3 separate regions of the Homo sapiens genome follow, and regions 1 and 3 are each linked to region 2. A link is a loop called in an ENCODE intact Hi-C map of the cell type or tissue named here. Cell type or tissue: Caco-2. All regions are shown on one strand. Links, peaks and the distances in the headings refer to the core of each region. The heading gives the core; the rest is flanking DNA.

Evidence for each region. A loop is a pair of places that touch in the nucleus more often than their neighbours do. Peaks named below come from ENCODE experiments on the same cell type or tissue, not always from the same donor. Only the 100,000 strongest peaks of a DNase experiment are listed, where the experiment ranks them.
Region 1: it touches region 2 in a loop (2.3-fold over the local background); 3 of 110 quality-filtered maps call a loop at or near these places.
Region 3: it touches region 2 in a loop (6-fold over the local background); 16 of 110 quality-filtered maps call a loop at or near these places.

What each region holds. Positions count from the first base shown.
Region 1 is chr5:34,750,955-34,761,463 of GRCh38, reverse strand. RAI14 (retinoic acid induced 14) reads right to left here. Exons shown (of 18, transcript NM_015577.3): 3 at 3,866-3,996. Among named protein-coding and RNA genes, the nearest start is that of TTC23L, 83 kb to the left of the region's middle. In Caco-2, for the core only: no CTCF peak of the experiment used is centred there; a DNase peak (open chromatin) is centred at 4,363.
Region 2 is chr5:34,519,552-34,530,060 of GRCh38, reverse strand. LOC124900958 (a long non-coding RNA gene) reads right to left here and starts at 4,105. Exons shown (of 3, transcript XR_007058727.1): 1 at 3,970-4,105; 2 at 1,628-1,745; 3 at 1,086-1,465. RefSeq lists enhancers at 2,499-2,999, 3,000-3,500, 6,507-7,030. In Caco-2, for the core only: CTCF peaks have their summits at 6,559 and 6,758 (motif pointing left); DNase peaks (open chromatin) are centred at 6,750 and 7,350.
Region 3 is chr5:34,846,595-34,857,103 of GRCh38, reverse strand. It overlaps TTC23L (tetratricopeptide repeat domain 23 like), which reads right to left. Exons shown (of 11, transcript NM_144725.4): 4 at 6,796-6,919. All of the region lies in intron 1 of LOC124900959 (a long non-coding RNA gene), which reads left to right. Among named protein-coding and RNA genes, the nearest start is that of TTC23L-AS1, 13 kb to the right of the region's middle. In Caco-2, for the core only: no CTCF peak of the experiment used is centred there; DNase peaks (open chromatin) are centred at 8,383 and 8,677.

The sequences.
Region 1 (10,509 bases), core at 3,192-5,691, 230 kb before region 2:
CTCATGCCTGTAATCCCAACACTTTGGGAAGCTGACATGGGAGGATCACTAGGACAAGACAGCAAGACCCCATCATTACAAAAACAAAACAAAACAAAACAAAACCAAAATTAGCTGGGTGCAGTGGTGCATACCTGTAGTCCCAGCTAATTGAGAGGCTGAGGCAGGAGGATCACTTGACCCTGTGAGGTTGAGGCTACAGTGAGCGGTGACTGCACCACTGCATTCCAGCCTGGGTGACAGAGTGAGACCCTGTCTCACACACATGCACACAAAAAGGTAAATTCAGGAAGAGCTGTGTTATGTGGGCCTTAGTTTTATTATCTGCAAAAGGGAGGTGGTGACTCTTACCTAACTGCTATGTATATGTCTACCATGAAGAGAGAATAGAATGAAGTACTGACAGAAGCTACAACTCGGGTGAGCCTTGAAAACATTATGCTAAGTGAAAGGAACAGAGACAAGAGGCCACATATTATATGATTGCATTTATAAAAAATATCCAGAGCAGACAAATCCAGAGACAGAACCCAGATTCATGGTTGCCAGAGGAAGGGGAGGGGAGGTTGGGGAGTTTCTCCCTAATGGGTTCGGGGTTTTCTTTGGGTTGATTAGAAAGTTCTAGAACTAGAAAGTGACAATGGTTGTGCAACATTGTGAATATACTTAATGCCTCTACATTGTATACTTTAAAATGGTTAAAATGGTAAATTTTATGTTATACGCATTTTACCACAATAAATAAAGAGAACACATGTAATAAATATCTTATGATCAAAAGGTTCAAATTTGTTAAGGTGATCACAATTGTAGCTAAGCTGCTCATCTAAATTTTCTGTCTTCTCTTTAGTAAGTACTATCTTGGACAAAATTATCATAAACCTTTCTCTCCCCTTTCTCTGGGATGACATGAAGAGGTTGTCTTGCACAAACATGTGCAAACCTGGACTAGGGAGAACAGGGACAAAGAAGGCCGAGTAGTGATTCAAAAGGGAGACCAAAAGCCCCAACATTTACCACCAAACACCTCAGAACAAAAAATATAGATTCCTGGGCCTCTCCCCAGACCAAGTGATTCAGAGCATCTGGGGTTGATTCTGATCAACATGGCATCAATATTTTTAAAAAGCACTCCATACCTGTAATCCCAGCACTTTTGGAGGCTGAGGCAGGCAGATCACGAGGTCAGGAGATCGAGACCATCCTGGCCAACATGGTGAAACCCCGTCTCTACTAAAAATACAAAAATTAGCTGGGTGTGGTGGTGCATGCCTGTAGTCCCAGCTACTCGGGAGGCTGAGGCACGAGAATAGCTTGAACCCAGGAGGCAGAGGTTGCAGTGAGCCAAGATCACGCCACTGTACTCCAGCCTGGCGGAGGTTGCAGTGAGCCGAGATCACGCTACTGCACTCCGGCCTGGTGACAGAGACTCCATCTCAAACAACAACAACAACAAAGAAGCACTCCAGGTGATTCGAACGCAGAAGCTGCCAAGATTGCAAACCACTAATCTAGGACGAGCAGGGTAGGTGACTGGCTTTATCAAGCGCTCACTGTGGGCTGGGTGCTGTGCCACTCTTTATATAGAGCACCTACAGCTGAAGGTGCCATTCCCAAATCCCCTTAGACCACCAGTCCCCAACCTTTTTGGTACCAGGGACTAGTTTTGTGAAAGACAATTTTTCCACAGACCAGGTACGGGGGATGGTTTTGGGATGATTCAAGCACATTACATTTATTGTGTATTTTATTTCTATTATTATTACATTGTAATATAGAATGAAATAATTATACAACTCACTGTAGTGTAGAATCTGTGGGAGCCCTGAGCTTGTTTTTCTGGAACTAGACAGTCCCAACTGGGGGTGATGGGAGACACTGACAGATCATCAGGCATTAGATTCTCATAAGGAGCTCACAACCTAGATCCCTCGCATGTGCAGTTCACAGTAGGGTTTGTGCTACTATGAGAATCTAATGTTGCCACTGATCTGACAGGAGGCGGAGCTCAGATAGTAATGCGAGCAATGGGGAGTGGCTGTAAATACAGAGGAAGCTTTGCTTGCACAACCACTGCTCATCTCCTGCTGTGAGCAGTACCAGTCCGGTCTGTGACCTGGGAGTTGGGGACCCCTTAGACTTTTTCTGGCCATGACCCTGGTGTCCCCTAGAGTAGCACTCAACCTTTTTTTTTTCCCTTTGATACAGAGTCTTGCTCTGTCACCCAAGCTGGAGTGCAGTGGCGCAGTCTCAGCTCACTGCAACCTACGCCTCCTAGGTTCAAGCAATTCTCCTGCCTCAGCCTCCCAAGTAGCTGAGATTATAGGTGCCTGCCACCATACCTGGCTAATTTTTCTATTTTTAGTAGAGACAGGGCTTCACTATTTTGGCCAGGCTGGTCTTGAACTCCTGACCTCAAGTGATTCCACCCGCCTCGGCCTCCCAAAGTGCTGGGATTACAGGCGGGAGCCACTGTACCCAGTCGGCACTCAACCTTTGAGGGAGAGGAGATAAGGGACAGATACCCCAGGTTTCTTACCCCTTGGGTGGAATAACTCTGAGGCATACTATAAACCTGGGATAAGGAAACCCTTTTTGTAAAAGGCCAGATAAATACTCTGGGCTTTGTGAGCCATGTAGTCTCTGCTGTAACTACTCAACTCTGCCTTTGTAGTGTGGGAGCAGTCACGAACAATGCCTAAATGAATGGGTATGGCTGTGTTTCAATAAAACTTTATTTATAAAATCAGACAACAGCCAGGCACGGTGGCACATGCCTGTAGTCCCAGTTATTTGGGAGACTGAGGCAGAAGGATTGCTTGGGCCCAGGAGTTCAAGTCTAGCCTCGGTAACATAGCCAAACCCTGCTCTAGGTCTAAACAGATTCCCAGAATCCTCATCAAGAAAAAGTGACAAAGTTGGAACCTGTCAATAACACACCTTAAAAATAGAGGTTTCTTCCTTTCTTACGCTTCCTGGGATCACCGGCTATAGAAATTACTTGCATTGTATGTGTGTATACATCCCTAAGTAATATATATTACCACTTTGTGTTTCACAGTAATTACACAATAACCATCATTTGACATGTTAGAAAAAAGAAAAGATATAAAACTACTTGCACTTAAATCCTTGTCTCAGAGCCTGCTTCTGAGGGCACCCAACCTACATTATTATTTCATTTTATACTCATAACTACTCTAACAGTTAACTAATACCATCTCCATTTTATAGTAAGGAAACTGAGGTTCAGAGATTACACAACTCGTAAGTGATAGAGTTCCTGTGAGATGTCTATCTGGCTCCAAAGTCAGTGCTCTCTCCACAACACTGCCAACGTAAGAATGGATATAAACAAATACATGCTCATGCACAAACACACACAAATACTTAATCAAATATACAGCTTTAATTATGGCAAGGAAGAGTACTACATACAGCAAACCATAAAGCAAAATCATACTACTCATGTACTTAATGATCTATGTTAAGGAAGATCAAATAAATAAACAAGTAGTTTAAGATAAATACACAGTAAGGTTTGAGGGTTATAGGAAAATACTTTTTTCTCTTTTATGCTATTTCTTATCGAAGAGAGAATTCATGTCTCATCTACAATTGGTTGCAATCTTAGGAGGTAAAACCTTTGCTTATACTTGGGAACATGTATACCCATTCAAGGTAGAGCTCCATATGTGACTTGGAATTTGGAGAGAAAGGCACTAGATTAAAATATCTTCTTACATATTTCAACATGGGAGTGGAGAGGGAGCACGTGTGAAATTCCCCTATGGATACTAAGGATTCCAGAGAACACCCCAAAAACCCAGAACCAGCATATCTGCAAACCAGTGTTTCAGCTTACGCGGTCTTGCCCTCACTGTCGTGTTTGGTGGCACTGGCCCCCTTCTTGCCGAGCAGTGAGGCCACCTTCTCCGCATCTCCATTCTCCACGGCCTGCAGTAGCCGGTCATCATTCTTGTTCCACTCATTGGTCTGTAGAGAAAGAGAAGAAACAGAGGTCATGAACAACACTGGCCACAGCCGCACTGACCAGCAGGGCTGCAGTCCTCGCAGCCCCCACCCTCCTGTCACTCAAATTAAAGCCTGCTCCCGAATGAGTGTGTTTTAAAATACCTTCCCCTTCACCATGGAGACACCCAAGAAGGCCGCTTTCCCAAAAGAAAACATAAATAGTGCAATGAAATCACGGCTAGTCACCAAACTCTGAGATAAAATTTACTTCTTTTAACTAACACTAGGAATATGAAGCAACGTAAAAAGACCTCAAGGCCAGTTTACACATTAGCTAATTTCTCGCTGAACTAGACAGCTGCTCCTCAGCACGTTGGCCTTTGACCTCATCCACAGCTCACTCTGTCCACCGTGTTACAGAACCAAACCAGCAGCTCAAGGTTACCCGAGGTTTACAGACACATAATTTTTCATCTGCTTTTATTGCCTCTCTTTCTGGTCTGTTTACCAGGCCCTGAATTTTGAGCTGGATACTGATTTTAAGTAGTTGTCCAGGCTACCGACTCAACAAAGTCTCACCAGAAACAAAACTTCTTCCTGAGCAAGCTCTTAAACGTCAAAGAGCTTTGAGCAAAGCCTCAATCACTGTCAATGCCAAACCCCAACTGAATAATTCTGCAAACCACAGTAACAGTAAGGCACTCGTATGTGCAAAACTGATTTCTACACTTAGGAGGGAAAGAGACGATTTCTATATAAGAGCAGATGGGCTCTGAATATAAGACTAAGAAAGACATGAAAGGCAGCAGTGAGCCACTGAAGGTTTGGGAGCAGAGGAGGGAGAGAATTATAGAACCAGTGACTGAAGAGTCATTGGGAGGTGTTGAAGCACGTGGGATTAATGAGGGAAAGAGGGGAGGAAGGAAAGATGTTGAGCATATCAGAGGCTCTGGGCACTTTGCAAGCCCGGGCTGCCTTCCAGTCGTCTCCTGCGCCCGGCCCCTGAGCTAAGCCCACTTTCTGGCCCCTTCGGCTGTGGACACCACACCCTGGGAGAGACTCCTTTTCCCTTCCCAAAGCTTTCTATAGACTCTGCTTCCTTGCAGCCTCTGAAGGGATGAACCTCCAGGTATTTCGTATTAACAGCTTTACGATCGACCCTTAAAAGGAAGCAGACAGAGGAGATATTGTAGATTTAAAAACTAAAAAGAAGAAATTTTACAGGATGACAGTCTTCCACGGCCCCGGGAGTATGTTCCCAATCTCTGTACTGATGGAAATGAGGAAACCCAACAAGTCTTTGTCCATCAGATGTCTCAGTCACCCTCCCAACCCTAGCCCATATGTAGGGCCTTAAGCCAGGGAGGGATAAAAGAGATGTGTTCAGAATTTGCATCTCTGAACGTCTCAGGACTGAACCATTCCCAGTTTTTAGGACTCTGTCCTCCCCCACCAACACTGAGTGCAGGTGCACAGTAGGAATGAAGCAGGTTTGAACAAAAATCAGCAGCTTGTTCTCTGGGCTGCGTGAACTTGAAGTCCAGAACTCCAGACTGACACTTACATGTTGTGTGACCTGAAGTCACCCATAATCTTTCTGTGCCTCAGTTTCCCCAGGCTTTGGACTGGATGTCCACTGTGATTCCACCAAAGCTCAAAATTCTTATTATATAAAATTCCCCAAACTCTGCTAGGGATTACTCTAGAACAGGACTGTCTGCCGTCATGGAAATGTTCTTTATCTGGGCTTTCAAATACTATAGCCACAAAGCCAGTGATTCTTAACCAGGATTTGTTTTGCCCCTGTGGGGTCATTTGGCAATCTCTGGAAACATTTTGGTTGTTATGTCTATAGAGTGCTACTGGCATTGAGTAGGTAGAGACCAGGTGTGCTGCTGAAAGTCCTACAATGCACAAATGCATGAGACAGTCCTCCTACCCCCACCAAGAATAATCTGGCCCAAAATGTCAATACTGCATGAGCCACTTGTGGCTACTGAGCACTGGAAATGTGGCTAGTGCTACTGAAGAAGTGAATTTTTAACCTCGAGACTTCACGTGACGTTAGCCAGAGGCCACCATGTAGACCAGTGCAGCTCTCCTTGATGACTCTCCTCATAGGTTTAACAAAGTAAGAATGTGTCTGGACCAACATCAGCCACGCTCCTACTACAGCAATTTACTCACAAAGAAATGAGATTTTTGTCTTTAGTTACCAATCAAGCTTCCTGTTGAAGGGAAACATAAGAAATATGGCGTTCCTCACACCATCATTTGTTAGTAGAATAGAAAGCGTAACTTAACAACTGTACAAACAACTACAGCAAATGATCAAGCCCCAAGAAACACAGTGCAGCTTATTCCCCCAGAGTGCACTTTACAAGCAAAGAAAAAAGGGAAGAACATTTAGGACCAATGATCCCTACCTATAGAATCCTAAAAGAGAAAAGTATTGTTTTTCCAAATCCTTTTCTAACCTAAACTGAACAAATTAAAACTGGACTGGGAAGATCAAAAGGATATGATCAAATCTCAGAGGACAGGACTGAAAGTATTCAAGCAAAGGAACGGCCGCATGAAAGGATTTTCCTTTTCAACGTTGCTAAGGCACTCTACTCTTAGGTAGAGAAAAATCTGATTGCAGGGGTTCCCTAAAATTCGTTCCACATGGATCTTTAAGGGAGTTCAGTTTCTATAAGACATGGCAGGAGAGATCTTCCCTATCCTGCTCTTTGGAAGACAAGGTCAATGCAACATTCCTAGTGGTCTGAAATGCCTCTCTTCTATCTAGAGCCTCTTTTCAGTGCAGGCCAGAATTTACTTTTCTCTTGGAGCAGATGAAGAGAACATGGCTACACAAGCAAATCTTCAATAAATAATCCACAACACCATTCAAGAAGTGCTGCAGATGGGGTTCACAGTAAGCAGAGCTAGGTTGGGAAAAGAGGAGGGAAGGTAAGAGCCTGGGCGTGGTAGCTCATAACTGTAATCCCAGCTACTGGGGAGGCCAAAGCAGAAGGATTGCTTGAGTTCGAGACCACTCTGGGCAACACAGTGAGACGCCATCTCTAAAAATAAAAAATTTTAAGAAGAGTTTTGCTCTTAAAATTCTCACAAGCATGCTAAAACTAGAGGCCAAGTAGGGTCCCAATTAGACGTCTGATCCAGGAATCTGGATTCTGATCAAATAGCAGAGTTGTCTAGTCCTGGGCCAGGCCACTAATCATACTTGCAATTAGCTCTGATATGCACAACTGGCCATATCATGCTCCTTCCAGAAGCACAGTGATAAAGAGGCCATCAGTTTTCCTTCCTAAACTTGCCCACGGAGATATTTCCTACATCCTCTCATCCTCTCCTATAAAACTATTCTATCCAGTGCCATACTCTTTTTTTTTTCTTTCTTTTGAGATGGAGTCTCACCTTGTTGCCCAGCCTGGAGTGCAGTGGCACGATCTTGGCTCACTGCAACCTCTGCCTCCTGGGTTCAAGCGACTCTCCTGCCCCAGCCTCCTGGGTAGCTGGGATTACAGGCATCTGCCACCATGCCTGGCTAATTTTTTTTTTTTTTTTTTTGAGATAGAGTCTCGCTCTGTCACCAGGCTGGAGTGCAGTGGTGCAATCTCAGCTCACTGCAACCTCCGCTTCCTGGGTTCAAGCGATTTTCCTGCCTCAGCCTCCCGAGTAGCTGGGACTACAGGCACATGCCACCACGCCCAGCTAATTTTTGTATTTTTAGTAGAGGTGGGGTTTCACCATGTTAGCCAGGATGGTCTTGAGCGCTTGACCTCGTGATCTGCCCACCGTGGCCTCCCAAAGTGCTGGGATTATAGGTGTGACTCACAATACCTGGCCCAATTTTTGTATTTTCAGTAGAGATGGGGTTTCACCACATTGGCCAGGCTGGTCTTGAACTCCTGACCTCAAGTGATCCTCCCACCTTGGCCTCCCAAAGTGCTGGGATTACAGGCGTGTGAGCCACCGTGCCTGGCTCCAGTGCCATTTTCTATACCAAAATTCCCATAGCCAATCACAACATGAGACAAAACAGATGTTCAATAAGCACTTTGAGTCATTCTTTGGAATCCAGAAGCAAATCCTCTCCCCTACCCCCACCCCCAAGCATCAAAAAAAATCTCAAAAAGTCACTTTGGTCAATCTACTGTCCAAAAGTAGAGCTGGTCAAATAAATAGGTAAAGTTTGAAATTTTATCATAACATCCCAAAGTAATTCATTCATACTCTAGAATCAAAGAAGGCTTTTGGAGACCACCATCAAACTAACAAAATTACCTCTCACCACTTTCCATGAAAATCCTCTCCTCTAACTAGCATGCCCTCCATAGGACAGGACTGATTCTGCCTCCACCCTGGGCTTCTGGTCCTCTTATAGTTTTCAACTCTATGAAAGCTGTATAGTTTATCGGTTAACCTCACATGTTAAAAAAATAAAATAGAAAACATCAGATGTACCACCTTTAATAAAGTTAAATGTCTTATGAAGCTTTTATTTATTACATGTATGTGTATCCTGACTGATATAAAATACATTTCTGGACTGGGCACGGTGGCTCGTGCCTGTGATCCCAGCTACTTGGGATTCTGAGGCAGGAGAATCGTTTGAACCCGGGAGGTGGAGGTTGCAGTGAACCGAGATTGCACCACCGCACTCCAACCTGGGCGACAACCCAAGACCTTGTCTCAAAAAAAAAGAAAAGATACATATATATATATATATACACACACACACACACACACACACACACACACACACACACACACACATATATGTAAGAAATATAGATATTTCTTACTGGAGGATCACAAGAAAAAACACTGGCAGCCACTGCTTCAGAATGCTCTGTCACCCCATCTGCCTAAGCAAAGGCGTATTTCGAAAGCCTAGCTCAAGCCCCGCGGGCCCTCTCCACCCTTTCCTGGTGGCCTCTCTCTGTTTCTCTACTCCATTGCGTCCCTGGGGGCCATCCACTCGCTCATCTCAACCGAAGCCCACAGTCTAGACTTGATGAAATATCGCATCCTGGTTTTTGTTCGAGAGCTTACGGTTTTTCTCCTGTGTTTAGCTCCCTGAAGGCCCTGAGAACAGTCTTCATTTCTTACCCCCATGGTGCTCAGTATTTGCTGCTGATTTTAGCAGGAGGTTGATTGGCCTAAATCACTCTCGACTTAGCAAATATTTGTTTTTTCATTTACAAAAGTTTCATTCTTTTGCAAACAACTATTAAATCGTGTTTCAGGTTTTTTTATAGGCTAAATAAATCCAACTCCCTTAACTTTTTTAAAAGGCCAATTTTCCAAGATTTTAATCATGCAAATACTTTCTTCAAATCTCTTCCCAACTAAGGAGCCCAGCCTTATAAATTCAATCAGGGTGAACGCGATGTCTCCCAGTCACAAGAATCACCTGGGTGCTTGTTAAATCTGCAGACTCCCAAGCCCCATCTAGCAGACTCTGACCCCAGGAGTCTGGGGTGGAGCCCTGGAATCACTTAGGTTCAACGAGTGCATCCTTTGATTTTTATTGCTAACTTGAGGACAACTGGAACCTATGTTAAGACTAACAGGAGAATTCACTTGAAAGAATTTTCTTCTTCCACAAGGCATTAAGGAAGCAGGCCTGTGAAGAGAAGAATTCTTCACTATTTTCTTGTAGAACTAGGTATTTTGTTTCCCATAAAAGCTGAGTAAATATTGGTCTTTCCCCAACCTGTGTATAAGACATGCATTAGAATGTCAACGAAAGCATCGCTCATAACAGGCAAGAATTACAAATAACCCAAATTTCCAATAACAAACGACGGATAAATTATCACGTCGTCAAGCAACAGAATAACACACAGCAATGAAAATGAACAAACTACAACTAGGTACAACAGCACAGATGGGTATTAAAAACAGTACTGTTGAAAGAAGCAAGACACACACAAGAAAACCCACAATAGTATGACTGCATGCACATAAAGATAGAAACAGGAAACATGGAACCATAGTGTTTAGGGATGTATATACAGATGATAAAATTATAGCCTGGGTGAGGTGGCTCACACCTGTAATCCCAACACTTTGGGAGGCCGAGGTGGGCAGATCACTTGAGGTCAGGAGTTCGAGACCAGCCTGACCAACATGGTGAAACCCCCGTCTCTACTAAAAGTACAAAAAAATTAGCCAGGCATGGCGGGCACCTATAATCCCAGCTTCTCGGGAGGCTGAGGCAGGAGAATCGCTTGAACCCAGGAGGCAGAGGTTGCAGTAAGCACTCCAGCCTGGGCGACAAGAGGGAGACTCCATCTCAAATTAAAAAAAAAAAAAAAAATTATGGCCGGGCGCGGTGGCTCACACCTGTAATGCCAGCACTTTGGGAGGCTAAGGCAGGCGGATCACCTGAGTTCGGGAGTTCGAGACCAGCCTGACCAACATGGAGAAACCCTGTCTCTACTAAAAATCCAAAATGAGCCAGGCATGGTGGCGTAGCCTGTAATCCCCGCTACTCGGGATGCTGAGGCAGGAGAATCA
Region 2 (10,509 bases), core at 5,361-7,860:
CTTGTACTTAAAACCAAATGCTGGCTCCCGCATGGACTGTGTGATTTCAGTCAAGTTGTGTAACCTGGGTGAGCCTCAGTTCCTTCATTTTTAACATGGAGATGTAAATAAAATAATAAGGACACCCATCTTAACTGTCCCCCAGGGGCTGCATTGTATAGCTCAAGGGCAATATACACCAAAGCACTTGGGAAACTCAAAGTATGAGTTGTTTTGATTTTTTAATATGATCTGAGCCAAATGCATTCTTTCTCTATAACCCTCCCCCACTCCACGATCCCTAAACAGCCTCTGACATTCTTGTCCTATCCCTGGTTCAAATTGCAGCACAGCCTCCATGAGCTCTGTGTCTAATCTAGAGAGCCAAAGGCAAAATCCGGATTGGGCCAAAAATTAGAGGTCAGAAGAACATGCAATGAAAAATGAAAGTTAGTCCTCAAAACAGAGGTGGAGTGGGGCCGTGGCCTGGGCTGGGCTGGGAGGTGCTGGAGAGGCCCAAGGACAGGCCCTCCTACATCCATGAGGAGCAAGGGGAGGGCATGAAGAAAGTCACTGGGCCCTGTGAGAAGTCAGAGCCGGCTGGTGTGAAGAACAGGCTGGCCCCAGAACTCTAGCCCTAGGCAGTTCCTTAGGCCCTGACTTGCTCTTGGCAACTCTTCAAAAGGTTCTGGGCCCTGGCCCTAGAGCATTATAGGCCTTGCATCCTGAAGTTGCCATGGGACACTATACCCACTTGTAGCCTAAGCAATGAGAGTAGCACAGTATGACCAAAGCTCTTTATATTTGTTTCTTTTATTATTATTTTTTTAAACAGAGTCTCTCTCTGTCATGGAGGCTGGCGTGTAGTTGTGCGATCACGGCTCACTGCAGCCTTGACCTCTCTGGCTCAAGTGATCCTCCCATCTCAGCCTCCTGAGTAGCTGGGACTACATGTGCCACCACATCTGGCTAATTTTTGTTTTAAAATTTTTTAGTAGGGACAGGGTCTCATTATGTTGCCCAGGCTGGTCTCAAGTGATCCTCCTGCCTCAGCCTCCCAAAGTGCAGAGATTACAGGTGTGAGCCACCATACCTGGCCCTGTATTCATTTCTTAGGGCTACTATAATAAAGTGCCACAAACTACATGGCTTAATCAACAGAAATGTATTGTTCGGAGGCTTGAACAGCTCTGGAAGCTTGAAGTCCAAGATCATCCAGATGTTGGCAGGGGTGGCTCCTTCTGAAGACTGTGAAGGAGATTCTGTTCCATGTCTTCCTTCTAGCTTCTGCTGGTTTCCTGGCAATCTTGGGTGTTTCTTGGCTTGAAAATTGTCCCGATTCCTGCCTTCATCTTTACATGGTGCTCTCTCCAACTTCATGTCTGTCTCTGTGTCCAATTTTCCCTTTTCATAAGGACACAATCGTATTGGATTAGGGCCTACCCCCATGACCTCATCTGAACTTAATCATCCGCAAAGACCCCATCTGCAAATGAGATACTGGGGATTAGAACTTCAACATATGAATTTTGGGGTGACACAACTCAGCTAATAACATTCTCCTTGCTTCTCTCATGATTATTCAAAACAAGATGGGTCAATGAAGACCGGGAACAAGGTAGAACTAAACCTCAGAGTAACACGGTACCTGCTTTTGTGCAATTAGCAGCTGGAGAAGCAGTTACATTTTGCAGACTATTTCCTCATATTCTGCTGGTGGATGGGGAAAGGCTTCCAATACAGCATCTTCAGAGCTTAGAATAGTCCTGATATGGAGCAGATGCTCAATAAACATTAATTGAATTAGTAATGAATAAAGGAAACTCAGCACAGACTAGCAACTATTTACAATTTATTCTCTAGTAGCCTAGACTTTTCCTGGCTTGGAAAAAGAACACAATAAATGGTCATTGAATTTGCAATCAGTTTCTCCCATATAGGACAATGGGCTTATCTTTTCTTTTTTTGGAGACAGAGTGCAGTGGCAAGATCTCAGTTCACTGCAACCTCCACCTCCCGGGTTCAAGTGATTCTCCTGCCTCAGCCTCCAAAGTAGCTGGGACCACAAAAATTAGCCACTATGTCCAGCTAATTTTTGTATTTTTAGTTGAGATGAGGTTTTGCCATGTTGGCCAGGCTCGTCTTGAACTTCTGGCCTCAAGTGATCTGCCCGCCTCGACCTCCCAAAGTGCTGGGATTATAGGCGTGAGCCACTGCGCTGGGCCACAATGGCCTTATCTTTAAGAGCTGGGCCTTATCAGGAGTGGAATGAAGAGTGTCAGTGGTAAGTCGCAGAGGTGTTGGCCCCTTCCTTATTCTTGTTTCTCCAGCTACTCCCAGGTGGTCTCACTGTACCCCCTTGGCAACCTAGGGCCCCATTCTAAAACAAATCTAGAATCCTGAACAGAGTCTGATATTCTAAGCTGTGAGAAAATCTGTTTCCTTACCAAAGCTTATTGATCCTGCATCTCCCTTATACACCAGCATTATAGAGTTGGATGTAACCTCAGCAATCATGGAGTTCTACCTTTTAATTTATAAATGAAGAAACTGAAGTTCAGAGGAGTGAAGCCATGACTAAGTCCACATGGCCAGGACTCCTGACTTGCCACCATGTCTCTTCTTTTATCCTCGATTCTGTTTTCTTTTGGTAATGAATTTAGCAGAGGACAGAGAATGCTATAGTCTAATTGAAATGCTTAGGCGTCCCCAGAGTGTGAGGCCAGTGGTGGGGCCTCGGGGTATCTGGCTTGTTGGGAAGGGGCACTGGCTCAGGCCCTTCAGACTCTCAGCTTGGAAGCTGTGCTGCCTGGCTGGCTGTTTGCTTCAAGAAAAGCTGCCTTTTATAATAATTCCAGACTCCCTTGCCTCAACTCTCCCACTATCCAGAGACAAGACAGACCTTGTGGGAAGCAAGGCTGTGGCCCAATCTTGACCTCCTTGACACCGGGCTGCCTTTTCTAGTTTCCCAATTCTTAATTGCCCCTGGCCAATTTCACATCCAAGAATGAAAAATGACTCCAGTCTACTGGTGGTTGAACACGCTGATGGCTGCAGGTGCTTCCTTTGCACAACAGCCAGGCCAATTAAAGGGCAAGATGTGACCCAGACAGTCACCCTTGAAGCTCTCTACCGTTTACAATGTTCTGAAAGAATGCTGGTGGGTGCCCCAACAGTCACCTGTGTGCTTCCTTAGCACCCTGCCAGCCCTGCTGATGCTGTTGCAATAGCCTATCATTGTTTAGCATATGTCAGGTGCACTTACAGAGGGTGCCTTATCTGAAAGGCCCTGAGCATATGCAGTTGGCCCTCAGTATCTGTGGATTCCATGACTGGATCCAATTAGCCATGGATAAAAAGTATTTGGAAACAAATTGCATTTGTACTAAACATGTACAGACTTTTTTCCTCATCATTATTTCCTAAATAACACAGTGTAACAATTATTTACATAGCATTTATATTAGCAATCTAGAGATCTTAAGTAATCTAGAGATGACATAAAGTATACAGGAGGTTGTGCATAGGTTATATGCAAATACTGCACCATTTTGTATCAAGGACTTGCGCATCTGTGGATTTTGGTGTCTGAGGGAGGTCCTAGAACCAATCTCCCATGCACACCAAAGGACGACTGTATTTGTAAAACCTAAATTCTCATTAAGAAGCTGAAGTTAATAAGTAAAAACCAACCAACCAACCAACCAACCAACCAACCAAACTAGTGAGAGGGGGTAAAAGTTTCCATTAGGATGACTAGATTTAACAAAAAAATACAGACAGGAAACTCAGTTAAATTTGAATTTCAGATAAACAACAAATGTTTTTTGATGTACATGAATTCTGTGCAATATTTGGGACATACTCATACTAAAAATTATTTGTTATGTACCTGTATCTGAAATTCAAATGTACCTGAGTGTCCTATTATTGATTCAACCACCCTAGTTCCTGTGGAATTCCATGGTCAGGATATCCGATGAAACAAACCTTGACTCTTGACTGTTGGAACTAAATCTGGGAATCTGGTACTCTTCCAGTTCTGACATTGGCAGGTCTTCTTGATTGTTGCTGTTCCCAAATGAGGGACCAAGTTCTTCGGGGAGTTCCACAGGAAGGCTCGGGCATGACCCGGCTCCTGGGAACTCCCTATAACAGGAGGTGCACAGCCAGTTCACGGAAAATGCAACTGTCACAGTGAAGTCAGCATGTTTTTATATATGCAGTCTAATCACAAAGTGCTTTCGGATAACCTTCTCATTTGATTCCTCAACAGCCCTGAATAGGGCTTAGCAAATATCTTCTCTGCTTCAGATGAGAAAACACTGAGGTGATGTTGGCCAAGTCAGTGCCAATTAAGCAGTGAGTTAAGGGTCACCTGAGCTGTCAGGCCCTAAGACCAATTTTACCTTGCTTTTTTGTTAGAACAGACTACTTTGTTACTAAAGTCAAATACACTTTTCCAAAACCATTACATTATGGGTTTTTTCTATTTATAAAAGTAATATTTGATTATTGCAGAAAACATGAAAATCACAGACAAAAAAAGAATAGAAGAGAAATCAGCAAAGGAAGTAATTCTACCCTTGTGAGATAACTACTGCTAACATGGAGGTGTATGGCCTTCCATTCTCTGTCCTTCTTATATATATTAATATATGATCAGTTTTAAATAAGAAAGGCCAAGTCCTCTTACACACATGCATGCATATATGAATGATAAAAATATAAATGTATGAATAGTTGTATACGTGAAGCTCATCATATGCATATGTGCACAAACATGTCTATACGTAATATGAACTTATATTATTTTGAAATTAGATTATTTATTTTTGGCATTAATCAGATCTTAAGACTGAGCACAAAAATGAGGTGAAAATCACCAAATAAACTCTGGATAAAGAGTGTAGGCAATGGCCGGGTGGTGTGGCTCACGCCTGTAATCCCAGCACTTTGGGAGGCTGAGGCGGGCAGGTCTCTTGAGCCCAGGAGTTTGAGACCAGCCTGGGCAACAAGGCAAAATCATCTCTACAAAAAAATAGAAAAATCAGCCAGGTAGGTGCCTGTAGTCCTAGCTACTTTGGAGGCTGAGATGAGAGGATCACCTGAGCCGGGGGAGGTCTTAGCTGCAGTGAGCCATGATTGTGCCACTTTACTCCAGCCTGGGCGACAGAGCGAGACTCCGTCTCATAAAAAAATAAAAAATAAAAAAATAAAAATAAAAAGAGTGTGGGCAGTGAAGGACATGAGAACAATGTCTCACCACAGTGATGAGTGAGCCTATCCTTCACATTGAATCTGTTCCTAATTAAAAATGAGTGTTTGGTGGGTAAAGAGGGTAAAGCTAAAAAGATCTGTCCCTAATGCTTTCCCACTGAACTATTGACTTACCCTGACTACTACCTTGTCAACAATTTATCTCCCCTTTGGACATAAACATTGATAATCCAGAACTGATGTTGCTGTGACTCCAGTAGCACTTGGTACTCAGCTGTAATATGTCTGTGATCAATGTTTTCATCGATATGTAATGCTTATATGCAACCTTAGAACCACTTCTTGTTTGAAGGTCTTGAGATGATTATTCATTTGAAGAGGTCAATACTTACATGACAATATCTTATATGACAACTAAAATGGTTTATTTTTGCAGTTACCAGATATGACAACTTAAGACAACATAGTCTGATGGTGGCCTGGGGCCAAATCAGAAATATCTGTTGGGACACACTCCTAGGCTATGAGTGACTCATAATCACTTTCACTGGCCTTGCTGTAGGCTCAGCCACATATGACCTGCTATGTCTCAGAGAAACTTCTCTCCTTTCTCTTCCAAAATAAATCTCAAAACACCCAACACTCTATGTAAGCAAAGCTATTCAGAGCTTCGCAACTCTCTAGCATGGCATCAGATCCTGTAGAAAGTTATAGGAGATACCCTGGGGATTGAAGATGCTGCACCACCTCATTACAAAAGCTTGAGTGCATCTGACTCTCTGGGTCTCCCTTGCTAGCACAAACCACTCAAGAAATATGTGGCTATGAAAATCTACGATCAATGCTGGCATCATTATATTTGATTATTTCTTGGTGTGTGAATATATATAAACACTATATGCTGAGTGTTCCCCATCTTAGGCATTTATTTTGTAAAGTGATTATATTTGTATTTCCTTCATCTCTCACCAGGCAGACAAACTCAGTTTTAAATATATATTAAATCAAATGAAGACCTATAAAAAACACATCCATCAGAATAGATTAGCGTCTACAACATTGTGCTGTAACATGGTTTTTTCAGTGTGAATCTTGCTTCGAAAGTAAAATGTTGGAAAGCTTTGTTTAAATCTACCAAGCAGGAAAACCAAATGAATACAAAACAAAATCTCAGCTGGCCAATTGTTTCAGACCCAAGACCTGTTCTATTTATTGTTTTTGTAAGAAATAGTTGCCTGGAACATCATTTCTATGGCAGAAATAGTGTCAAGTTCCTAAGGAGAAGAAGTAGGAGGAAGCTCTAAGTGTAAACACCCAAACAGTGGAAGGAAAACCACACATCACTTACTTTGAAAACAGTAGCTGCTTGGGGCCATGATTTTGACGAATCATAATGAGCACTCACAAATTGATTTAATATTAAAATGCATCCAAGCAGACTTTGAAACTATAATTCTCTGACAGTGGATGGACTGATGAAACTCACCAGGAAGGCCAGTTACTCAGGCCTGCGATGTCTTCGGTTATTGAAGACATGTGATTGCCACCTAGCGGCCAACATTAACTTCACCTGGAAGGTCGAGCAATTCTGCAGCCCACTTTGCCCAATGCATAAGGACAACAGTACCAGTCTTTGTCAGTACTCAATTCAAATTCCTTAACACTTCCTCTTTTATCACATCTCTTTGTTCTGTGTAAGTCACCTGTTTACCATCTCTAAGACCAAACATTTTCCTTCACTCCATGTCATTAGTCCCAGAGAGCCTAAGAACCTATCTGCAAAATTCCCTCCATAGTTCTCATTCCATTTCCTTTTTTTTAAACCACAGTTGTTCTATTGGTAAGAAGAAGGGCTCCTGCCTTCATTTTCTCCACCCAGCTTCTTCCACTTTCTCTCCTCCTATTTCACGTCACAAGACACAAGGGCGTCTTGAGAGAGAGGCTTCTGAAAGAAAGCTTGGTAAGGATAACTGAAAACCTGAGAACAATAGTGTCAGAGGCTTTTGAACCAGAGCAACTCCATCTTGAAGAGGGGCTGGGTGAAATAAGGCTGAGACCTGCTGGGCTACATTCCCAGGCAGTTAGGCATTCTAAGTCACAGGATGAGACAGGAGGTCAGCACAAGGTACAGGTCATAAAGACCTTGCTGATAAAACAGGTTGCAGTAAAGAAGCCGACTAAAACCCACCGAAACCAAGACGGTGGCGAGAGTGACCTCTGGCCATCCTCACTGCTACACTCTCACCAGCGCCATGACAGTTTATAAATGCCATGGCAATGACAGGAAGTTACCCGATAAGGTCTAAAAAGGGGATGCATGAATAATCCACCCCTTGTTTAGCATATCATCAAGAAATAACCATAAAAATGGACAACCAGCAGCCCTCGGGGCTGCTCTGCCTATGGAGTAGCCATTCTTTTATTCCTTCACTTTCCCAATAAACTTGCTTTCACTTTACGGACTTGCCCTGAATTCTTTCTTGCACAAGATTCAAGAACTCTCGCTTGGGGTCTGGATCCAGACCCCTTTCCGGTAACAGCAACACTCCTGTTACTTCACCAAGGAATTATAAGTAAATATTTCTATGTTACCAAGACTGACAAAGTTCAAAAATAATAATGCTGATAATACAGCTGTTTGTGGTGAAAATAAGTGGAAAATGTGTTGGCCAAGCTGGTCTGAACTCCTGACCTCAGGTGATCCACGCCTTGGCCTCCCAAAGTGCTGGGATCACAGGCATGAGCCACCGCACCCAGACCTAGTTTAGTCTTTGTGTTGACAAAGCACAAAGATGAAACTATTTGCCACGCCCCTCCTTCACCACAACTGGACCTGCTCTAACCTCCTCTCTGCCCTGGTCTGAGCCTTGGATCCTATCACCTTGGCTCCCTTGCCTTGGTTTCTTGTTAGGTAGAATCAGAGCCAGGCTCCATCAGGAGAATGGAGGGCAGGAGGAAAGAGAATTAGGGTGGAGGGCAGAGGATGCCAGGGTGTCCTGTCCCCCATGCTCCCTCCCAGCTTTGAGCCTTGCTTCTGGCAGTGACTCTGTGACTCCCGCTTCTGGTAGAGGCCTCACCATGGCTCCAGGCCTCACCGGGCTCCATTTCCTCTCTCGTTTCTTCCGATTTAGGGGAGGTAGCAGCTTCCTGCCGTTGCTCCTCTCTGGGTCTTCATCATCTGGTTACTCCTTTCACCCTGTGCACCTCTGTGATTAAACTCTCTTCATCTAAACCACCTGAGTTGAATGATTTCTTCTGCTGGGATCTTGATACAGTTCCTATTGTTTGTTTTCCTTTTAATCCAGTCTGATTTTCCCTCTGTGCATCTGAACACATATTATTTGAGATGGAAGCTGTCACCTGGGCTCTCGGGGCGGGAGGGGGGGAACACTCTGACTTGTTTTGTTTATTTATTCTGGAGTGTGCACTTGCTAATCCACGTACCAGAAGACATATGTACAGTGACCTTACTTTTCCAATTAAGTGGACCAAAAGGAAATTTTCCTTTTTTTTTTTTTCTTTTTTGAGACAGAGTCTGGCTCTGTCGCCCAGGCTGGAGTGCAGTGGCGCGATCTCGGCTCACTGCAAGCTCCGCCTCCCGGGTTCACGCCATTCTCCTGCCTCAGCCTCCCAAGTAGCTGGGACTACAGGCGCCCGCTAATTTTTTGTATTTTTAGTAGAGACGGGGTTTCACCGCGTTAGCCAGGATGGTCTTGATCTCCTGACCTCGTGATCCGCCCGCCTCGGCCTCCCAAAGTGCTGGGATTACAGGCTTGAGCCACCGCGCCCGGCCAGGAAATTTTCTAAATTGCTAATTCACTTCTGTGAAAAACCTTATAAAAAGAATATAAATTATTTAACAATTAATGATACACTGAAAAAAAAAGCCTCTTCTTCATTGTTAAAAATTATATGAAATGAGAAGAATCCCAGAAAATCTTGGTTATATGTTGTGGAAACTATGGGGTAAGCATTAGGGTTGGGGAGAAGAGGGGGACCCGAAACACTGAGGACAGGATAAAGTAGTCAGGGTTTGATCAGAGAATGCAAAGTGATACAGAATGAAGATTCCTTTTTATTTCTTTTCATGGTCCAGTAAGTCCTCACTTCACATTGTTGGTAGGTTCTTGGAAACTGTTGAGTTTAACCAGAATGACAAAACAAAACCAATTTTCCCATAGGCTAATTGATATAAACAAAAGTGAAGTTCCTATGGCATATTTGTGGTCACAAAAACATTATCAAACTTCTAAACAAAGACCAAAATACAACACATACACACACACACACACACACACACACACACACACACACACATATATATATATATATATATATATATATATATATATATATATATGACAGGTATGTTAGTCTGCCTAACCGTAGTAATCCCTTAACCTCAATCTGTACGGTCATGCACTGTGTAACGATGTCTCAGTCAATGAGGGACAGCGTACGTGGCAGTGGCCCCACAAGATTAAAATGGAACAGAAAATTTTTTAATACCTCATGGCCATCTTAACATTGTAGCAACACATTACTCATGTGTTTATAGTGATGCTGGTGTGATGTGTTTATAGTGATGCTCATACATATATATATATATATATTAGTACATATATATGTATATATACCAGGTCTGTGATGTCAGTTGCTCCTTGGATGGTGGGCAGGTGTTGTTTTCATACCTTGGCTATTGTGAATAATGCTGCAAGGAACATGAGAGTGCAAATATCTTCATGAGCTGGTGATTTCATTTCCTTTGGGTATATGCCCAGATGAGGGATAGCTAAGTCATATATGGTAGTTCTATTTCTAACTTCTTCAGGAACCTCCATAATATTTTCCGTCTTGGCTCCACCATTCTACATTCCCACCAACAGTGTACAAAGGTTCTCTTTTGTCTGCACCCTTGCCAACACTTGTTCAGAACAAGGGATTTATTAAAGGGATAGTCATGACACAACTGTGGGGGTTGGTGGAGGTGAGCAAGGACAAATGAGAACTCCAAGGACAAACTAGGGCCAATGAAGTCAGCTGGAATGCATGGGGATGTTCTGTCTTCATTAAATCTTGTGAGAATTTTTCCAGTATTTAGTGCTAACCCTGGAACCATACATAGAATGGAAACCTAGGAAACAGTCCCAGCTTAGCAAAGTTGATGCAGTACAAAGCCACTCCACTGCTATTTTGAGCAGTGTAAGCCTGTTTGAGGAGATGACAAATAGATCCAACAGGCAGCGCTAATTAGTAAGACACTTTTCAGATAGTGTGTCAGAAAACTGAGAACAATATCTAAAATATGTG
Region 3 (10,509 bases), core at 7,353-9,852, 330 kb before region 2:
AACCAACTTTTATACACTCTGCTTTGCAAAAGCCTCACATTCTCTTGTGAATCCCATTCCATCAATTACTCCATTAAAAACATCTTTAAACCCTCTCTTCTAACTGGCTCCTTCCTCTTTGCCTAAAATCTTCCTGCATCTCCTTCTCTTGTAAAATCATCTTCACTAGCCTCCGGTCCCTATTGCTTCCCTTCATCCCTGGGATCTGGCTTCTCCTCCAACCACTATGGGGAAACTGTTCTTCTGAGGTCCCCTCAAAAACATCCTAATAAATGAATCCAACTGCAGTTTTTCAGTCCGCATTTCACTGCAGCATCAGATACCCTTACCTGTTTGGCTCCCAAGGCACTGCACCAACCTGCTTCTCCTTTATAAACCTTCTGTAATTGATTCTTTGCTAACTCTTTATCAAGGTCCTTTGTTCTCTACCATTAATGTGTCCATTTTCCAAATCTTTCTGTTTCTTCCACTTCTCTCTTTCCCTCTTGGAAGTTTTATCAACTCCTATTACTTCAACCTTGGCTTCCATGCTTATAATTTACCATTTCCCCTCTTTAGTTCTGGTCTCAAACATTCCTCCATGCTTATGCCTTTCCTTCTCTCCTCCCAAGTTCTGGTCCCAAATTTCCAGCACAAGTGAAAATGTATTACAGGTTGAGTATCCCTTATCCAAAATGCTTGGGACCAGAAGTGTTTCAGATTTCAGATTTTGTTCTGGATGGGGGGAGGTTTTTGGATTATTTGCAGATAACCAGTTGAACATCTCTGAAATCTGAAAATCTGAAATCCAAAATGTTCCAGTGAGCATTTCCTTTAAGCGTCACATCAGCATTCAAAAAGTTTTAGATTTTGGAACATTTTGGATTTCAGATTTTCAGATTAGCGATTCTCAACTTGTGGATTCTCTATTGCAATTCAAAATCTATACATCAAAAACTGGACTCAGCATTCCTCTCCCAGTCCACTTCCTTTCTGACCTACTTCTCTCTGAAAATGGCAATTTCAGGGGCCCAAAACATCATGGTCATCTTTGGGCCTCACTGTCACTCAACCCCAAATCGAACACCATGTCCTGCCTACTCCTTCTTAATGGTCTCTGTCTTTTAATAATCATTTTTGAATAGGTAACACATTTCTATCGTTGAAAAGTTAAAAATTATAAGAAAAAGTAAACACTGAGAGGTCTCACTTCCAATCTTGTTCCCTTTGTCCCCAACCACCCTCTAAGTAACTTTTTTTGTTTCATTCTTGTGTACCCTTTGGTGTTTTTTATATAAAAATAAGCCTACATTCTCATTTCTTACTCCCTCTTACACAAAAAGAGGCGTATTATAAACACCATACTGCATTGTGCATTCTCTTTTCCCTAAAGAGATCTTTCCCTAGAAGGATATAGAGATTCCTCATGTTCTTTTTAAAACTCCATATATCCCACTGTGTGTATGTACTAGTTTCCTATTGATGGATACTTGCTTGTTTCCAATCTTTTCCTATCATGAATGATGCTGCAAAGAATAATCTTGTCCATGTTATCAGTGTGTATTTAGGAAAGATTCCCAGAAGTGGGTTTCTGGTTTAAAAATAAGTGTATCTGTCGTTCGTAGACTCTTGAATCCTTACCTTCTCACCCATTCTCTCTGGCAGCCTAGTTTTAGACCTAGATGACTGAGATGGCTTCCATTCCATCACTGCTAGATTAACCCTGCCAAAAGTACACTTTGATATTTTTATCATCCTGCTGGAAAATCTCCACTAGTGCTCTTTGCCTATCAAATAAATTACAAATTCCTTAGCCTGTATTTAAAACCACACCATGGCCTGCCCAATGTACCCTTCTCCTTTCCAGGTTTATCTTACCAGTCCTAACCTTAGCCTGCCCAATGTACCCTTCTCCTTTCCAGGTTCATCTTACCAGTCCTAACCTTAGCCTGCCCAATGTACCCTTCTCCTTTCCAGGTTCATCTTACCAGTCCTAACCTTAGCCAGACAAGGCTGCTTACTGCTGTCTCCACAGACGTGGCACTTTCCTTCCTTATGCCTTGGCCCACACCTTCCTCTTCATCAGAAATGCCCACCCCTTCTTCCACCTACCCAAACCCTACTCCTTCTTTACAACCCTTGAATCCACCTCCCCCTTGAATCTATCATCTCTGCCAGAAATGATTTCACTCAACCTTCCCGAAGCCCATTATTTAAATCAATTACATGGCATTTACCTTACACTGCCTTCCCTCATAGTTATGTCCCCAGGTAGTTCACCTTCCACACTAAGTTGTAAAACCTTTGAGGGCTTCTTTATGTTACATTTCCCAAAGTGTTCATCATGGCATTTCACATATACAAGTTTCTCACTACTCACTGAATGACTGTTTATTGAGAGAAATTAGCCTTTTGGCTGCTGGAAAAGGCTCAAAGTGAAATGAGCAAAGCAGGGCTGATGACTATAAAACATGAATGGGTGCAGTGAGGCATGAACGCACACAGACACACACATCCGCCTACACAGGAGGCCAGCTTATATATTCTGTCCACTTTAAAGCAGTTAGAGGATGAATGACAACAACACTGAGTGGAGCTGAGCAAGCACTTCATCTCTCTTGAAGATCTGCCATTTTTCAAAGCCTTACTTATTCCATGGACCAGACACTAAAAAAGCTGAAGTGAAGAAACTGAAATAAAAGCTTAAGTGAAGAAAGCAAAGAGGCACTGGGCTATTCTCAAAGAAAGCTTACAGTCACAACCTATTCTAAAAAAAAATCTAGGCTGGTATCAGAAAATCTGGGTTCAAGTCTAGGCTCCACTATACCATGTGGACACTTCATCTGACCAGCAAGCTGCCTTTCCCATCTAGGAAAAACAAACAAAAAAGTCTCTCGTACAGGAAAACTTGTGTCTCCTCCAACTTATTGCCCCAACGTAGTTCTCTATTCATGCAGCAGGAAAAACTGTCAGTTAGGGAGAAAAGGATTTATCACCATGTTTTGTGGTATAACCTGTTCACTTATCTTGACTTAACTTGGAATCTAATTGGAAAAGTAAAACTCAAAGGCAGTTTGTGGCTCATTATGGAAGGGATTGATTTCAGAAGATCTAGGCCAACCTCCTTCTAGACCTACCCTAGTCATCTTCAAGGCAAGACAGAGAGGGCAGCATCTGGCCTTGCCTAGTTTCAGAGAAATCTCCCTCTCAAATGCCTTCCTCTTCAGTTCAAGTTCATCACCTCAAGTTTGAATTCCAGTGAAAAACCCTTAGCTAGTCTCTGTGAATCTGGGCTCTCCCAGGGCCCAAGGAGTGTACTTGTCTCTACCAAACCAAGTTGCAATGACCTACCAACCGCCAAATCCATGGGTCTCTCCTCAGCCATTACCTTATTTGACCTTCCTCTACCATCTGAACTGTTGAAACCACTGTTGTACTTCTTTTCAAAACCCTCTCTCCTCCCTTGGCTTTGATGACACGGGTCCTCCTGAGTCTTCTATTTTCTTTGCTGGCCCCCCTTTACCCTACCCATTCTTAAAGCTCTTGCTCTCCAGTCTTCAGTCCTCTATTCTCTTCCCCTCTCTTTCTACACACTACTACAGAGTCTCGCTCTGTCGCCCAGGCTGGAGTGCAGTGGTGCGATCTCAGCTCACTGCCACCTCCACCTCCTGGTTCAAGCAATTCTCCTGCCTCAGCCTCCCGAGTAGCTAGGATTACAGGCACACACCACTACACTTGGCTAATTTTTGTATTTTTAGTAGAGACGGGGTTTCACCATGTTGACCAAGCTGGTCTCCAGCTCCTGACCTCAAGTGATCCACTCACCTCAGCCTCCCAAAGTGCTGGGATTACATGCATGAGTCACCACACCCAGCCACTACACACTACTTCTGATCAAGCTCATCCACTCCTATGGCCTCAACTTGCTCCTATGTGCTCATTTCTCCCAGACTAACATCTTTCCTGAGCTCTAGACCTGCTTTCAGAAACCAAACTCAGTAGCTTCTTCCCCCTTCCTCCATGATATGGTTTAGTTGTGTCCTCACCCAAATCTCACCAGGAATTGTGGCTCCCATAATCCCCACGTGTCATGGGAGGGTCCCAGTGGGAGGTAATTCAATCACAGGGGCAGGGTTTTCCCATGCTGTTCTGGTGATAGTGAATACATCTCATGAGATCTGATGGTTTTATAAACGGCAGTTCCTCTGCATGATCTCTTGCCAGCCGCCACGTTAGATGTGCCTTTGCTCCTCCTTGGCCTTCCATCATGATTGTGAGGCCTCACAAGCCACATGAAACTGTGAATCCATAAACCTCTTTTTCTTTATAAATTACCCAGTCTTGGGTATGTCTTTATTAGCAGCATGAAAACAGACTAATACACCCCACCACTTGGTCTTTCCCTTTCATTCTCGATTTAAGCTAATTGTCCAGGTCATGCCTACTTCAACTTCAATTCTTCCCTGTCCTTCCCACTCCATACTGAATGGGGCACTAAATGTCACCCATTCTACATTTTAGGTTATCTTTCTTCATTCCAACTGCCATACCCAATGCCCTCATCGACTCTCATCTGGGCAGGATAACGGCCTAACTGGTCTTTGCCTCTTCTTTCTCTACCCAGTCCAACCCATCCTGGAGTCTCTCATTTTATAACACAAGCTTGATTATTACCACCTCACTTCAAACCTTTTAATAACTCTCCACACTCCCTGATATCTGGGCCCAAATTACCTTTTCAGTCCCATTTCCAAACATGAGCTGTCTGTCCTAAGGTGTCTTCCGTCCTACCTTAACCCCCTGGGTCTACAGAGAAGCTACAATATTCTGTGTAACGAGTTTTATACAGAGTGCCCTCCTCTCACTTCCTATGCCTTAGATCAACATATATAAAGGACCAACTTTGTACTCTCTACTTCTCCCCTCAAAATCTACTTGGGGGCCAGGTGCCATGGCTCACGCCTGTAATCCCAGCACTTTGGGAGGCTGAGGTGGGAGGATCACTTGAGGCCAGGAATTTGAGATCGGCCTGGGCAACGTAGAAAGACCTTATCTCTACAAAAATAAAAATATAAAAAGTAAAAAAATCTACTTGATAAACCTATTCTCATTCTTCAAAGACAGGACAAATATCACTTTCTCTCGGCAGCCTTCCCTGACTTTCCTCAATGGCAATACCACTGAACTGCCTCCCCAGAATTTTGTTCCTACCTCTAGAATGGTACCTATCATAAGACCCCTGTGTGCTCCTAGAGCATAGGGACCACCAATATTCATTTATGTATCCCCAGCACTGACTGCAAGTGCCACCAGGCTTATAACAAGAACTCCATAAGTACTGAAGGAGTAAATCCCTAAATTTGACTCTTATCATGAAGGCAGTAAGTTTTTGAGAAAATCAGTCTGATGGGAATAGAGAGATTCCAAGTAAGGAAGCACGGAACGCCACTAGGGGAAGATCCTTCCTGGTCACTCTGAAATTTCATAGAGGTGGCTGCCTGCTCTGCCAGTACATAAGGACATTCTCCTCTCCCTAGCCATAGCACCTTCTTTCAGAACACAACACGTGTTCTTAAAGCATAAAAGGGCCTCGCTGTGCCCCCACTGTGACCCACAGCATCACTGTCCTAATGCTGTGATCTCAGCTACCTGTGATCTTGCCACATCAATAAATGAATCTAAAGTTGCATTAAAAATAAATGGGTGTAAAAGGGCCTATAGAGCCCTAAGAAGGAGAATATATTCTGAGATCAATAACTGAGAAGTGAACTCAATTTTAATTTTTTCAAAAGCTTTGCTGATATCCAGCCTCATTATGGCCCAAATATATTGCTTCCCTTTTCCTGTAGCCTTCAAATCACTTAAGCCCATAAAGCATTTAATTTGTATTACAAGTTAGGCCCCCCTTCAGACTGAGGTCCCAGAGGTACTTGAACAACCCCTAGGCCAGTGGCTCAGTTCATAAGCAGTAATATGCCAAACCATATTGTGTACAAAGGACTGTTCTAGATCAAATGAGACCAGTCCCGCCCTGAGGGAGCTTCTATGTCAGAGGAAGAAGCATTTAAAGCATATATGAGCACAGTACAATGAGTTCCACGGTGAAAATGTATGCAGACCACACAGGGGGACATGGCTGGTCAAGGAACAGAGAGTCTTGAGCTGGCTATGTCCCTGGTTCCTGAAATGCGCTCTCGCCTCAGTGTATCACCCAATATTTATTCAGCCTGTACTACAAACTTTCTACTCTCAAGGAACTTTCACTTGGGTTCAGTTTTAGCAAATAGATTCTTGTCTTATTCTCTTATACTAGAGTACCTTCCAGAAGTACCATTTCTCTAGGATGAGGGTCCTACCTTTCACTAAGCCAAACCTTCCAGGAACTTGAGTTCTACCTTTGGAATTCAAGTCCCATTATTGGGTCTGCCTCCCTGATGCTGAGTGTACATCCCTGCCTGTCCTTCCCCTACTGTCCTCCGGCTGGAACCCCTGATACTGCCCTTTGCCCACTGTGCTCCAGTGTCCTCATCCATAAACTGAGGTTACTAATAGTATCTCCCTCCAAGGAATATTGTGAGGACTAATGAGACCAGTTTGGCACATGCTAAATACTCAATAACTGTCATCATCATTATTATCTTTATTACTTAGATCCTTGCACACTGTCTCCCTCATCCATGGACTTTCCTTCCTGATAATGTGTGAGCTAGGGGCAAGAAGGGGCCCTCCTAGTCATGCCCATCCTCACTGAGGTTGTGTGGGTCAGTTCAGCCTTCAGAGGCTGGCCACCCAAACCCAGCTGGGAAAACCAAGTACCTCTCAGTGTCAAGTAGCCATAAGCTAGGTTGGCCAGAGCTCGTGCACATTTCCAGTGATGGTCCCCAAAAATAATCCGAGAAAGGATGACACATCGAATCAGCTCCTTGTTTGCTTGAGTATTCTGTAGAGTACAGAAGTGATTATACTTTTTGGAAAGGAAGAGAAGTCTCTACCCCATGGACTTATCACTGGAACACAGGACTGAATTCACCTGTCATCTTTTTTCTCTTCTCTTTCCTTCTCATCCTGTGTCTAATCCATCAGGTCTGGTTGGATCCACATTCCCCCTAAATCCTAAAACCAAGCTCTTCTCCTCATTTCTGCCATGAGTACCTAGTCCAGGCCACCCTCACCTTTGACCTGGCTGGCCACAGCAGCCCCTTCCAATTGCTTCCTCTCTGGCCCTCACAGTCTACTTTCTACATAATAGCCAGAGTGACTTCTTTTAACCTTTTATCATGAAAAACTTTATTAATATACAAAACAGACAGCATGAAAAATGAATATGTAGCGTGATCAGTGATCTACTCCTGGCCAATCTTGTTTCATATCTAGACCCCTCATCCACCCATCCTCACCTTAAATTGAAGCAAATCAGACATTCCATTGTTGCCTCTGTTAACATTTCGTAAATACCTCTAAAAGATATGGACTTAGAAACATACCACAAAATCATTATCTCACCAAAATATTAACAATAATTCCTTATCTAATCACAGAAATGGAATTTTTTAAATAATTTGTTTGACTGTCCACACTGTGAGATCAGTCTCTTTTCATCTATAGGTTACTTTTCCATCTCTAGTTCTTTTTCTTACGAATTATTTGAAAAAGCTGAGTCATTTGGTCTAGTATTTCCCACAGACATAAATTTTGATGACTGCGTCCTCATGGTGTCTCATCATGTCCCTCCATTCTCTGTTCTGCCTTTATATTAGTAGTTGGGTTTAGAAGTTTGGTTAATTTCAGCTTTGAATTCTTTTTTTTACAAAACGACTTCATGGCTACTGGTATGTTCTTCCAGCAGAATACATCTACTATCTGGTTGTTTTTTCTTTTTTTTCTCTGATATTAGGAAAACTACATGGAAAATTAACAAAAGATTATAAAATGCAAATATACTAATTCTATCATTCCTTCTTCATACATTAGCTGGAATAATTCTGTAAGGAGAATTTCTCCTCCTCCACTCTTTGGTTACCCAATAGTACAGTTCATGTTGGAAAGGCAGGACACATGGTTTATTCTTGCCCTTTACTAGCTTTCAGAAAAATGAATTGTTCACTAGCATCCTCTAATTGTGATCAAATAGCTTGTTATTATTATTAGAAACTTATGGATTTTAAAACGTATTTTATGTGTTTATATCTTAAGATATAAATTAGATCATGACTTTCCTGTTCAAAATCCTCCAACAGCTTCCCGCTTTTTCTTCTTAATATAATTCAAAGTCCTCACCATGGCTTCCAAGGCTCTGCATAATCTGACCCAATGCCAATCACCTCTGGACTTCATTTTCTACCACCCTTTCCTCCTACTCTGTCTGCTAGAACTACACTGACCAGCGGTTCCTGAACATCACCAGCTAACTTCCAATGTAGGGCTGTGCACGTGCTGCTCCCACTGCTTGGGACACTCTTCCATGTCATTCACTTTCTCATTTCATTTTCACTTTTCTTATCAACAGGCCTTTTTTGGCCACCTTATCTAAAATAGACACCACTTCATCACTCAATATCCCATTACCTATTTTACTTTTTCTTCATAGTACTTACTTCTATCTAATATTTTATTAGCTATTACTATTGTTTGTCTATTATCTCCCCAAATAGAAGATAAGTCCCTTGAGGACAGAAGTTTATTCCTCATGTTCGCTGTTATCTGCCCAGTACACACAGGTGTAACACATTCAATATTTGCTGAATGAATCATTTATTAGCAAGGTTAAAGATGGGTTGGGGAAAATAATCCTCTACCCCTATAGAAATGACAGGTAGAGCTCTCTAAGAAATCACCGAACTGTATCTTCAAGTCATATATTTCAGTGACTTTACAAACACAGCCATTATTGGCTGAACGAGTCGATAGGGTCAGGCATTTTTTTCCTGGTTAAGTGAAAATAGCACTTCAAGGAACCAAAAACCTAAAGTTTCAGCCCTGGTTCTAATGTTTGTTTACTGATTGTGTTGCTTTGGGGCAGGCCACTTTGATCTCAGCTTCCTTTTCTGAGGTTTGGAAACCTGTACCATCTACCTCATGGAGTTACTGTAAGGAAAAAAAAATAGTGTCCAAATGATTCAGTGTTGTTAGGTCAGATCTAAGTGTAACCCGTTTGAAGAATAATGTACAGGTAACCAAAGTAACCCATTTAAAGAGTAATGTTAGATAAGATACAGCAGTACCATAGGTTATTCCAAGGAATACACTCCTTACTGATTCCTATCTCCTACCCAACTTCATGTTTTACCTGCCCCCTGCTCAAATATACAGAAGCAAGCAATGGTAGAAGGAAACTTCCCCTGATGCTTCCAAAACATCCATTTAGTCAGCATTTTTTAGAGTTCACCATGGGCTGACCACAGCAAATACTAAGTTCTCTTTCGAGGAAGAAGCATCATGCCATGAAAAAATCACTGGAATGGGAGACCAAAGCTTTGGCTCTGGACATTGTATATTCATCCTCGAACTCCTTGACTTGGAGAAACCGGGACAACCAATACGGGCTCCAGATGTCATCCCAGCACTTCTGCTGCTGATGTGGCATCCCCTGCCCTTCAGGGCTAGGAGTACTAGGTTGGGTTTGATTTAAAAAAAAAAAAAAAAAACAGCGTTATTGAGCTATAACTGATATACAAAGAACTGCACCTGTTCACTTTATACAATTTGATGAGCTTGGGATTTGAGTCAGATTTCTCTCCTAAGATCTAAATCTTTGTCATTATCCAATCTGGCCAAGGAGTTTTTAAGCCTTGAAAACCCCCACTTACACTCCATGGCAGATGGTACTTGTGTGTTTTTAGAAATGATCCTTCTAGCCTGGATTTGTGAATCACTAATGGGTCCAGGCCAGGATGACTGTCCTTTGCAAGGTCCTTGGGTCATTTACAGAGATAAATTTACAAATATCCATCTAGAGAGATACTTCAGAGGCAAATGATAGAAAATGAAACCTCTCTAGATTACTTTTTTCCCCTTGGCTAGGAGGAGCCAGGAAGTCAAGGTACAAGCTCTTCTGTTGATAAATCATGCTCTGGAAGCAGGCTGGTGCCTGTGTTCTAATAATGAGAGTCGACGTCTTGCTGTCTCAGTCTCCTGGATTTTGAATACTCATGCTTACAAACCTGCTCTGAGATCTTTGACTCAAGTCTTTGACTTGCTCTTAGAAATGCATATTTGGAATCTTTGACCTCCACTGCTACCTTCTGTTTCTGGCCCTTTGGTTTGTTTATGATTCCACTGTAACCAAGGGCATCTTACCCATATCCTTTCCAGGCCAGAGCTTAGACCTGCCTGCCTACCTGTTCTCAACCTCCTGCCTTACTATCCCAGCCTTTTTGTTACCTAAGAGATAGCATCCTGAAACCTTCCAGGATGGATACACACACACACACACACACACACACACACACACACACACATACACACATATATGTATTTGTATATATACGTATATATGTATATGTGTGTGTATATATATGTGTGTGTATATAT